Regions from separate parts of the Homo sapiens genome. Here region 1 is linked to region 2. A link is an interaction called in ENCODE POLR2A ChIA-PET data of the cell type or tissue named here. Cell type or tissue: GM12878. All regions are shown on one strand. Links, peaks and the distances in the headings refer to the core of each region. The heading gives the core; the rest is flanking DNA.

Evidence for each region. Peaks named below come from ENCODE experiments on the same cell type or tissue, not always from the same donor. Only the 100,000 strongest peaks of a DNase experiment are listed, where the experiment ranks them.
Region 1: POLR2A ChIA-PET joins it to region 2 with 10 read pairs; 3 of 35 experiments call an interaction of 5 or more read pairs at or near these places.

The regions. Positions count from the first base shown.
Region 1 is chr11:66,094,616-66,100,110 of GRCh38, forward strand. The region is part of intron 1 of PACS1 (phosphofurin acidic cluster sorting protein 1); the gene reads left to right. Among named protein-coding and RNA genes, the nearest start is that of PACS1, 27 kb to the left of the region's middle. RefSeq lists an enhancer at 4,899-5,495. In GM12878, for the core only: no CTCF peak of the experiment used is centred there; no DNase peak of the experiment used is centred there; H3K27ac peaks cover 338 bases.
Region 2 is chr11:66,383,493-66,388,751 of GRCh38, forward strand. No RefSeq gene overlaps it. Among named protein-coding and RNA genes, the nearest start is that of SLC29A2, 14 kb to the left of the region's middle. RefSeq lists enhancers at 1-62, 2,686-2,980. In GM12878, for the core only: a CTCF peak has its summit at 2,856 (motif pointing right); a DNase peak (open chromatin) is centred at 2,849.

The sequences.
Region 1 (5,495 bases), core at 255-5,254, 290 kb before region 2:
TACAAGGAGGAACTGGTACCATTCCTTCTGAAACTATTCCAATCAACAGAAAAGGAGGGAATCCTCCCTAACTCATTTTATGAGGCCAGCATCATCCTGATACCAAAGCCGGGCAGAGACACAACCAAAAAAGAGAATTTTAGACCAATATCCTTGATGAACATCGATGCAAAAATCCTCAATAAAATACTGGCAAACCGAATCCAGCAGCACATCCAAAAGCTTATCCACCATGATCAAGTGGGCTTCATCCCTGGGATGCAAGGCTGGTTCAATATACACAAATCAATAAATGTAATCCAGCATATAAACAGAACCAAAGACAAAAACCACATGATTATCTCAATAGATGCAGAAAAGGCCTTTGACAAAATTCAACAACCCTTCATGCTAAAAACTCTCAATAAATTAGGTATTGATGGGACGTATCTCAAAATAATAAGAGCTATCTATGACAAACCCACAGCCAATATCATACTGAATGGGCAAAAACTGGAAGCATTCCCTTTGAAAACTGGCATAAGACAGGGATGCCCTCTCTCACCACTCCTATTCAACATAGTGTTGGAAGTTCTGGCCAGGGCAATTAGGCAGGAGAAGGAAATAAAGGGTATTCAGTTAGGAAAAGAGGAAGTCAAATTGTCCCTGTTTGCAGATGACATGATTGTATATCTAGAAAACCCCATTGTCTCAGCCCAAAATCTCCTTAAGCTGATAAGCAACTTCAGCAAAGTCTCAGGATACAAAATCAATGTACAAAAATCACAAGCATTCTTACACACCAATAACAGACAAACAGAGAGCCAAATCATGAGTGAACTCCCATTCACAATTGCTTCAAAGAGAATTGTTGTTGTTTTGAGACGGAGACTTACTCTGTTGCCCAGTCTGGAGTGCAGTGATGTGATCTCCACTCACTACGAACTCAATCTCCTGGATTCAAGTGATTCTCCTGCCTCAGCCTCCTGAACAGCAGGGGTTACAGGCACATGCTACCATGCCTGGCTAATTTTTGTATTTTTAGTAGAGACGGAGTTTCACCATGTTGGCCAGGATGGTCTCGAACTCCTGACCTCAAGTGATCCACCCGCCTTGGCCTCCCAAAGTGCTGGGATTACAGGCGTGAGCCACCACGCCCGGCCTCATTATTGCTTTTATTTTTAATCAAAGTTATACATATATTTTAGAGAGTCACGTAGTTTTACAGACTTATTTAGAAAACAATCTTTAGGTATTATCTGGTGAATTCCAGCTGTCGAAAACTGTTTGGCTTTTTCATCAGCACCCACATTTTCCCAATAAGTTTGTAATTTCTTCTTTTTTTTTTTTAAATTTTTGAGATAGAGTCTCACTCTGTTGCCCAGGCTGAAATGCAATGGCGTGATCTGAGTTCACTGCAACCTCCACCTCCCAGGTTGAAGGAATTCTTCTGCCTCAGCCTTCTAAGCAACTGGGATTACAGGCATGCACTACCATGCTCAGCTAATTTTTTTATTTTAGTAGAGACGGGGTTTTGCCAATTGCCCAGGCTGGTCTTGAACTCCTGCCCTCAAGTGAGCCACCATGCCTGGTTTTCTTTTTATCTTTTTCTTTCTTTTTTTTTTTTTTTTTTTTTTTTGATGTAGGGTGTTTCGCTGTGTCACCAAGGCTGGAGTACAGTGATGGCTCACTGCAGCCTTAACTTCCCAAGCTCAAGTGATCCACCTGCCTCAGCCTCCCGAAGTGCTGGAATTAGAGGTGTGAGCCACTGCGCCCAGCTAGTAGTTCATTCTTTTTTATTTCCAAGTATTTCATTGAAACATGATATAATTTGCATATCCATTCTCCTGTTGATGGACATATAGGTTCTTTACAGCTTTTAGCTTTTATGAATAAAGTTGCTATGAATTTTTTTTTTTTTTTTTGAGACGGGAGTTTCACTCTTGTTGCCCAGGCTGGAGTGCAATGGCGTGATCTTGGCTCACTGCAACCTCTGCCTCCCGGGTTCAAGCGATTCTCCTGCCTCAACCTCCCTTGTAGCTGGGATTACAGGCATGCGCCACCATGCCTGGCTAATTTTTTTTATTTTGTGGAGACGGGGTTTCTCCATGTTGGTCAGGCTGGTCTCAAACTCCTGACCTCAGATGATCTGCCCACCTCGGCCTCCCAAAGTGCTGGGATTACAGGCCTGAGCACCGCGCCCAGCCGCTGTGAACATTCTTACACAGGTGTTTTTACAGACATACATTTTCATTTCTCCCTCTCTCTCTCTTTTTTTTTTTTTTAATGTAGAGACAGTCTCGCTTTGTTGCCCATGCCAGTTTTGAACTCCTGGCTTTGTGGAATCCTATTGCCTCACACTCCCAAAGTGCTGGGATTACAGGCATGAGCCACCACGCCCAGCCCCATTTTCATTTCTTTGGGGGTACATATGTTGGAGTGGAATGGTGTGTCTTAGAGTAGGTGTATGTTTAAACTTTGTAAGAAACTGCCAATTTTTTCAAAGTGATTGTATCAGTTTGCATTCCCACTAACTGAGGCAGACAGATTCTGAAGTGGCCCCCATGATAAATACCCCCTGGTATTTATGGCCTAGTAGTCCTGTGCCCTTGGGTGCAGGTGGGACCTGTGATTGACTCCTCACTGATAGAATATGGCAGAGGTGACAGGATGTGTATGGTCATGCATACCTGATTATTCCCAGTCAGATCGTAATGCTCATCTTGTGAGGAGACTCTCTCCCTTGCTGGCTTTGGTGCTGTGTTGTGAGCTGCCTATGGAGACGGCCCTGTGGCAGGGAGCTCAGGGCAGCTTCAAACCCACAGCCAGCAAGAGACTGTGGCCCTCAGTCCAGCAGCCCACAAGGAATTGAGTGTTGCCAACAACCATGTGTGTTTGGAAACAGATCCTATCCCACTCAGTTCTCAGATGAGACCATAGTCTCAGCCAGTACCTTGGTGGCACCTTATAGAGGACCCAGCTAAACTGTGCCTGGGCTTTTGACCTATAGAATCTGTGAGATAATAAACATGCATTAGTTTAAGCTGCTGCTAAGCTTTGCTAGTATTATTATGCTACAGTGGATAACTAATACGAGCAATATAGTTCCTGTTGCCCTGTATCTCCACCGACATTTAGTGCCTGTCTTTTAGATTTTAGCCATGTTAGTGGGCATGAAATGGAAACTCTGAGGCTTTAATTTGCATTTCCCTAATGACATTGAATACCTGCTAATTGGACATTTGGATACCTTCTTTTGCGAAGTATCTGTTCAAGTCTTTTTCTTATTTTAAAAATAGGTAGGTTGGGCATGGTGGTTTACACCTGTAATCCCGGCACTTTGGGGGCCAAGGTGGGTGGATCGCCTGAGCTCAGGAGTTTGAGACCACCCTGGCAACATGGTGAAACCTCGTCTCTACTAAGATACAAAAAATTAGCTGGGCATGGTGGTGGGCGCCTGTAGTCCCAGCTACTCAGGAGGCTGAGGCGCAAGAATCACTTGAGCTCGGGAGATGGAAGTTTCAGTGAGCCCAGATCATGCCACCACACTCCAGCTTGGGCTACAGAGTGAGATTCCGTCTCAAAAATAATAAAAATAATAAGAGTAAGAATAATCAATATGTTTGTCTTTTTATAATTTATTTGTAGAAGTTCTTTATATATGACGGGTTAAGTTCTTTATCAGATGTGTGTGTGTGTGTCTCTGCATGAATGTGTGTTGTATGTTTGTGTGTGTATCTGATAGAGTTTTCTTCTAGTCTGTGATGGGGAGGAACTTGCACATTCCTCTCACCTCATGCAGATTTCCAAACTGTTCACGTTTTACTGCATTTACTCTATTGTACTATTTCTCTCTCTAAATCAGTTTTTTCTGGGTCATTTGAGACCATGTTATGCACATGCTATCCTAGCACCCTTAAATATTTCAGTGTTTATTTTCCGCCAGTTAAGGGCACTCCCAAATAACCACTACATACTCCTTTAAGTCAGACAATTTGCAGTGATAAAACCCTATTGTCCAATCTATTGACCCCATTCACAGTTTGCTGCCCCAACTATATCTCATTTCTGTTTTGTCCCAGAATCCCAGGGAGGAGTGTGCATTGCACCTAGCTGTCAGCGTCTCTTCACACCCTCCAGTCTGGGATCATCCTTTGTCATCCCGGTTGTTCTTGTCCACAACCGTTAGATATCCTGTAGGGTGATTGGCAAGGCGGATCTTATAGTATTTCCTTATGACCAAATTCAGGTCATGATTTCTTGGCAAAAGTATCACAAAAATGATGCTGTAATAGTCTCAGCACATCACATCAAGGGGCACATTCTGTTAACCAGCCCTGTTACTGCTGTTGTTGGCCCTCATCACCTGCTCATGTTGGTGTCTTCCAGGTATCTCTGTTTTTCTTACTGTAATGCCATTGTTTTTCTTTTCTTTTCCTTTTCTTTTTTCCCTTTTCCCTTCCCTTTTCAATGGAGTCTCACTCTGTAGCCCAAGCTGGAATGCAGTGGCACAATCTCAGCTCACTGCAACCTCCGCCTCCAGGGCTCAAGCAGTTCTCCTGCCTCAGCCTCCAAAGTAGCTGGTACTACAGGTGCATGACACCACACCGGGCTAATAGTTATTGATTTATTTATTTATTTATTTTTGAGACAGAGTGTCGCTCTGTCGCCCAGGCTGCAGTGCATTGGCACAATCTCTGGTCACTACAAGCTCCGCCTCCCAGGTTCACTCCATTCTCCTGCCTCAGCCTCCCGAGTAGCTGGGACTACAGGCGCCCACCACCACACTCGGCTAATTTTTTTGTATTTTTAGTAGAGATGGGGTTTCACTGTGTTAGCCAGGATGTTCTCAATCTCCTGACCTCGTGATCCACCCTCCTCGGCCTCCCAAAGTGCTGGGAGTACAGGCATAAGCCACCGTGCCCAGCCTATCACTTTCTATATCATTTTCTTTTTTGGGGGGGTTTTGAGGGCAGGGTCTGGCTCTGTCTCCTAGGCTGGAGTACAGTCGCTCGATATCAGCTCACTGCAACCTCCGCCTCCTGGGCTCAAGTCATCCTCCCACCTCAGCCTCCCGAGTAGCTGGGACCACAGACATGTGCCACCATACCCAGCTAATTTTTGTATTTTTTGTAGAGTTGGGATTTTGCCATGTTATTCAGGCTGGTCTTGAACTCCTGAGCTCAAGTGGTCTACCCACCTTGGCCTCCCAAAATGCTGGGATTATAGGCATGAGCCACCATGCCTGGCCTATATCTGTTTTTGTTTTTTGAGATGGAATTTTGCTCTTGTTGCCCAGGCTGGAGTGCAATGGCGCAATCTCGGTTCACCACAACCTTGGCTTGCTGCAACCTCGGCTCACTGCAACCTCCGCCTCCTGGGTTCAAGCAGTTCTCCTCCCTCAGCCCCCTGAGTAGCTGGGATTACAGACATCCGCCAGCACACCCAGCTAATTTTGTATTTTTAGTAGAGACGTGGTCTCGCCATGTTGGTCAGGCTGGTCTCGAACTCCTGAC
Region 2 (5,259 bases), core at 260-5,259:
CAACTTTTAATAGTTAAATCATATAAAGTTGTCAGTTTTATAAGTCAAAAGTCAATATTGGCAACTTTATATATGGTTCAAGCTAATCTATTTAAAAGCCTCTTTTTCTGAGAACTGTTTCTGTTATTTGTCCATTTTTCTACTGGGTTGTTGCTCTTTTTGTTGCTTCTTAATAGTGAATGGCAAGAGGTCTTTTTTTTTTTTTTTTTTTTTTGAGACGGAGTCCCGCTCTGTCGCCCAGGCTGGAGAGCGCAGTGGCGCAATCTCTGCTCACTGCAAGCTCCGCCTCCCGGGTTCATGCCATTCTCCTGCCTCAGCCTCCCAAGTAGCTGGGACTACAGGCGCCTGCCACCACGCCCAGCTAATTTTTTGTATTTTTAGTAAAGACGGGGTTTCACAGAGTTAGCCAGGATGGCATCGATCTCCTGACCTCATGATCCACCCACCTTGGCCTCCCAAAGTGCTGGGATTACAGGCATGAGCCACCGCACCCGGCCGGCAAGAGGTGGCCTCCCAAAGTACTGGGATTACAGGCGTGAGCCAACCGCACCCGGCCGGCAAGAGGTCTTTATTTTGGGAAAATTAAACGTTTGTGTGTCATACGAGTTGTGAATTTTTTCTTAGTTTGTCACTTGACTTTGCTGATGGTGGTTTTTCTCTGCGGATTCTTTTTGTTTTTGTTTTTGTTTTGAGATGGGGTCTCACTTTGTCACCCAGGCTGGAGTGCAGTGGCATGATCTCGGCTCACTGCAACCTCCACCTCCCAGGCTCAAGCCATCTTCCCACCTCAGCCTCCTGAGTAGCTGGGACTACAGATGCACGCCACCATGCCCGGCTAATTTTTTGTATTTTTGGTAGAGACAGGGTTTCACCATGTTGCCTGGGCTGTTCTCAAACTCCTGAGCTCAAGCAATCCGCCCGCCTTGGCCTCTCAAAGTGCTGGGATTACAGGCATAAGCCACTGCACCTGGCCTATGCAGATATTCTTGATGTCGACTTTGGTCACCTGGTTAAGTCACGTTTGCCAAGTTTATCTAGTATAAAGTTACTATTTGTCAGCCGGGCACGGTGGCTCACGCCTGTAATCCTAGCTTGGGAGGGAGACAGAGGCGGGCGGATCATGAGGTCAAGAGATCGAGACCATTCTGGCCAACACGGTGAAACCCCCGTCTCTACTAAAAATACAAAACTTAGCTAGGCATGGTGGCACACCCCTGTAGTCCCAGCTACTTGGGAGGCTGAGCCAGGAGAATCGCTTGAAACTGGGAGCCAGAGAGCTGAGATCATGCCACTGCACTCCATCCTGGGAGACAGAGCAAGACTCCGTCTCAAAAAAAAAAAAGTTATTATTTGTCCTTTCCATACCCTATTCTTTGGAGGCTAGTTGCTAAGTCCAGCCTACAGTTACAGGAGGATGGTACTAAGCTCTACCTCTTGGATTAAGGAGTATCTCTATATATTACATATTATTTGAAATTCTTCTGTAAGGATGATTTGTCTCTTCTCCCCTATTTGCTTATTTATTCAATTATTTTATATCAGTATGATCAGTATAGACTCATGTGGATATATTTCATACTTTGACTTATAATTCAATACCATGCTATTTACTTTGTTGCTCAAATTGTTCCAGCATTGGCTGCTGGAATTTCTTTCAAGTTGGCTTCCATGGCCCTGTGACATGTGACAGGCTTTTTTTTTTTTTTTTTTGAGACAGAGTCTTGCTCTGTCGCCCAAGCTGGAGTGCAGTGGCACGATCTCGGCTCACTGCAAGCTCCGCCTCCCGGGTTCACACCATTCTCCTGCCTCGGCCTCCTGAGTAGCTGGGACTACTGGCGCCTGCCACAACGCCCGGCTAATTTTTTTTTCGTATTTTCAGTAGAGGCGAGGTTTCACCGTGTTAGCCAGGATGGTCTCGATCTCCTGACATGGCGATCTGCCCGCCTTGGCCTCCCAAAGTGCTGGGATTACAGGCATGAGCCACCGCGCCTGGCCTTTTTTTTTTTTTTTTTTTTTTTTAATAATCAGAATCTCATTCTGTTGCCAGGCTGGAGTGCAGGGGTGTGATTATACCTCATGGCAGCCTTGAACTCTTGGGCTCAAGCAATCCTCCCACCTCAGCCTCCTGAGAAACTGGGACTATAGGTATGTATCACCATGTCCAGCTAATGTAATTTTTTTTTTTTTTTTTTGAGATGGAGTCCCTCTCTGTTGCCCAGGCTGGAGTGCAGTGGCGCCATCTGGGCTCACTGCAACCTCCGCCTCCCAGGTTCAAGCTATTCTTCTGCCTCAGCCTCCCGAGTAACTGGGATTACAGGCAAGAGCCACCATGCCTGGCTAATTTTTGTATTTTTAGTAGAGATGGGGTTTCACCATGTTGGCCAGGCTGGTCACCAACTCCTGACCTCAGGTGATCCACCTGCCTTGGCCTCCCAAAGTGCTGGGATTACAGTCGTGAGCCACCGCTCCTGGCCAAGACCATGTTTCTTAAAAAACAAACAAACAACAACAACAAAACAAATATCTATATCTATATCTATATATCTATATATATAGATATAGATATATATACACACACACACATAAGCAGAGGGACAGGAACCAAGAACATCACACGATTTCACATCCTAGGGTCCTCCAGAGCTCAGATTATAGATGGATGGCCGGGAGGGGGTGTCTACCACTCTAATTTGTTAATCACCAGAGAATCGCTTGAACCCGGGAGACGGAGGTTGCACTGAGCTAAGATTGCGCCATTACACTCCAGCTTGGGCAACAGAGCGAGACTACATCTCAAAGAAAAACAAAAACAGCTTGGCTAAAAAGACCAGCTCGGCCTTGCCAGGAGTGTCCACAAGGGGGCAGTCGAACATTTGCTTACGAGTTCCCCAAGGGCGAAAGATCGGTTTTTAACCTCATTCAGGAACGGAAGATGGAATCTCGGGCTTTGACGGTCGATAAATTAGAAATAAGATCCTTGCACAAAGCCAGAACCCTTGAAGGGCTGCAATCACTTTGTAAGGAAGACCAGTAAACTTCCCACTGGCCAGGGAGGCAACCGGGAAGCTCATCTCAGCTGTTGCCTTGGCTGGGAATAAAACAAGGTTTCCTAATCTCCAGGCGGGCAAGGAGCCTAAATCAGTCTATTCCGTGGGAAATTCAAGCTGATACATTATCATAAAAATTAATCCCAGGCTGTTTCTATATCATGGTCTGAGTTTTTGTCCTCCTATTCCAATAAATGTGTTGAAACATAATCATCAATGTGATACTATGGAGGGGGGTGATTAGATCATGAAGGTAGATTCCTTATAAATGGAATGGCGTCTGTATAAAAGAGGCTTCAGGGAGTTCCCTCACGCCTTCCATCATGTGAGAACACGTGAGAATGTGCAATCTGTGAACCAGGAAACAGGTCTTCACCAGATAAAGAACCTGAGAGTGACTTGATCTTAGACTTCCCAGCCTCCAGAACTTTGGGAAATAAATTTCTGTTGTTTACAAGCCACTCAGTCTATGGTATTTTGTTGCAGCAGCTCTAACAGACTAAAACAGCAGAAGCAACTACAAGAACACTTTGGTGGAACACAGCCCTTCTCAACATGCTCACAGCCATATGAAGAAACAACTTCCCATGAGCAAGAATGAGCAGACAGCCATCAAAAGCATTACCTCCTTTAGGGGCTAACTCATGTTTCTGGGTAGAAGCTTTATAATAAGTCTCAACAGGCTGGGCGCAGTGGCTCAGGCCTGTAATCCCAGCACTTTGGGAGGCCGAGGTGGGAGGATCACTTCAGCTTGGGAGTTCCAGACCAGCCCGGGCAACACGGCAAAACCCTGTCTCTACCAAAAATACAGAAAATTAGCCTGGCCTGGTGGTATGCACCTGTAGTCCCAGCTACTTGAGAGGCTGAGGTGGGAGGATTGCTTTTGAGCCTGGGAGGCAGAGGTTGCAGTGGGCCAAGATCTCACCACTGCACTCCAGCCTAGGTGACAGAGTGAGACTCCATTAAAAAAAAAAAATTCTCAACAACTTAACTTGTTATTTTCTCAACAACTTAACATGTTATTTTAATGTTATAATTAAACTCTTAGGGTTATTTTATAGCATATGAAAACTGCTTTTGAAATTCATCTTGGAGAAGACATGAGAGAGAATAACTAATGACAGATTTAATTTTTTTTTTTTGAGACAGAGTCTCACTCTGTTGCCCAGGCTGGAGTGCAGTGGTGCAATCTTGACTCACTGCAACCTCCGCCTCCTGGGTTCAAGTGATTTTCCTGCCTCAGCCCATTGAGTAGCTGGGATTACAGGCGCCTGCCACCACGTCCGGCTAAATTTTGTATTTTTAGCAGAGACAGGATTTCACCATGTTGGCCAGGCTGGTCTTGAACTCCTGACCTCAAGTGATCTGCCCACCTTGGCCTCCCAAAGTACTTGGATTACAGGCATGAGCCACCGCGCCCGGCCTAATGACAGATTTAAAAACAACCATGGGCTAGGCATGGTGGCTCACACCTGTAATCTCAGCACTTTGAGAGGCTGAGGCAGGTGGATTGCTTGAGCCCAAGAGTTCGCAGCCAGCCTGGGCAACATGGCAAGACCCCATCTCTACAAAAAAATAATAAAAAAATTAGCCAGGCATAGTGGCACATGTCTGTGGTCCCAACTACTTGGGAGGCTGAGGTGGGAGGATCACTTGAGCCCAGGAGGTCAATGTTGCAATGAGCCATGATTATGCCACTGCACCCTGGCCTGCTGGCCTGGGTAACAGAGTAGGATCCTGTCAAAAAAAAAAGAACAAGAAAATCAAAGAACACTACTACAGTATTATATCAGTCAAGGGCTAATCAGGAGACAGAATCCACACAGTCATTGAAGCAAAAGTCCAACATAAGGAATGATTAGGGGATTGAAATCATGGGGGATTGACTAATGAGAGTTGAAGAGAACACTAAAGAACGAAAACATAGGCCGGGCGCAGTGGCTCATACCTGTAATCTCAGCACTTTGGAAGGCCAAGGTGAGCACATTGCTTGAGCCCCAGGAGTTTGAGACCACCCTAGGCAACATAGTGAAACCCTGTCGCTATAAAAACTTTTAAAAATCAGCTGGGTGCGGTGGCTTGTGCCTATAGTCCCAGCTAACCGGGAAGCTGAGGTGGGAGGATCGCCTGAGCCCCCGAAGTCAAGGCTGCAGTGAGCTGTGATCACACCATGCACTCCAGCTTGGGTGGCAAAGTAAGACCCTGTCTCAAA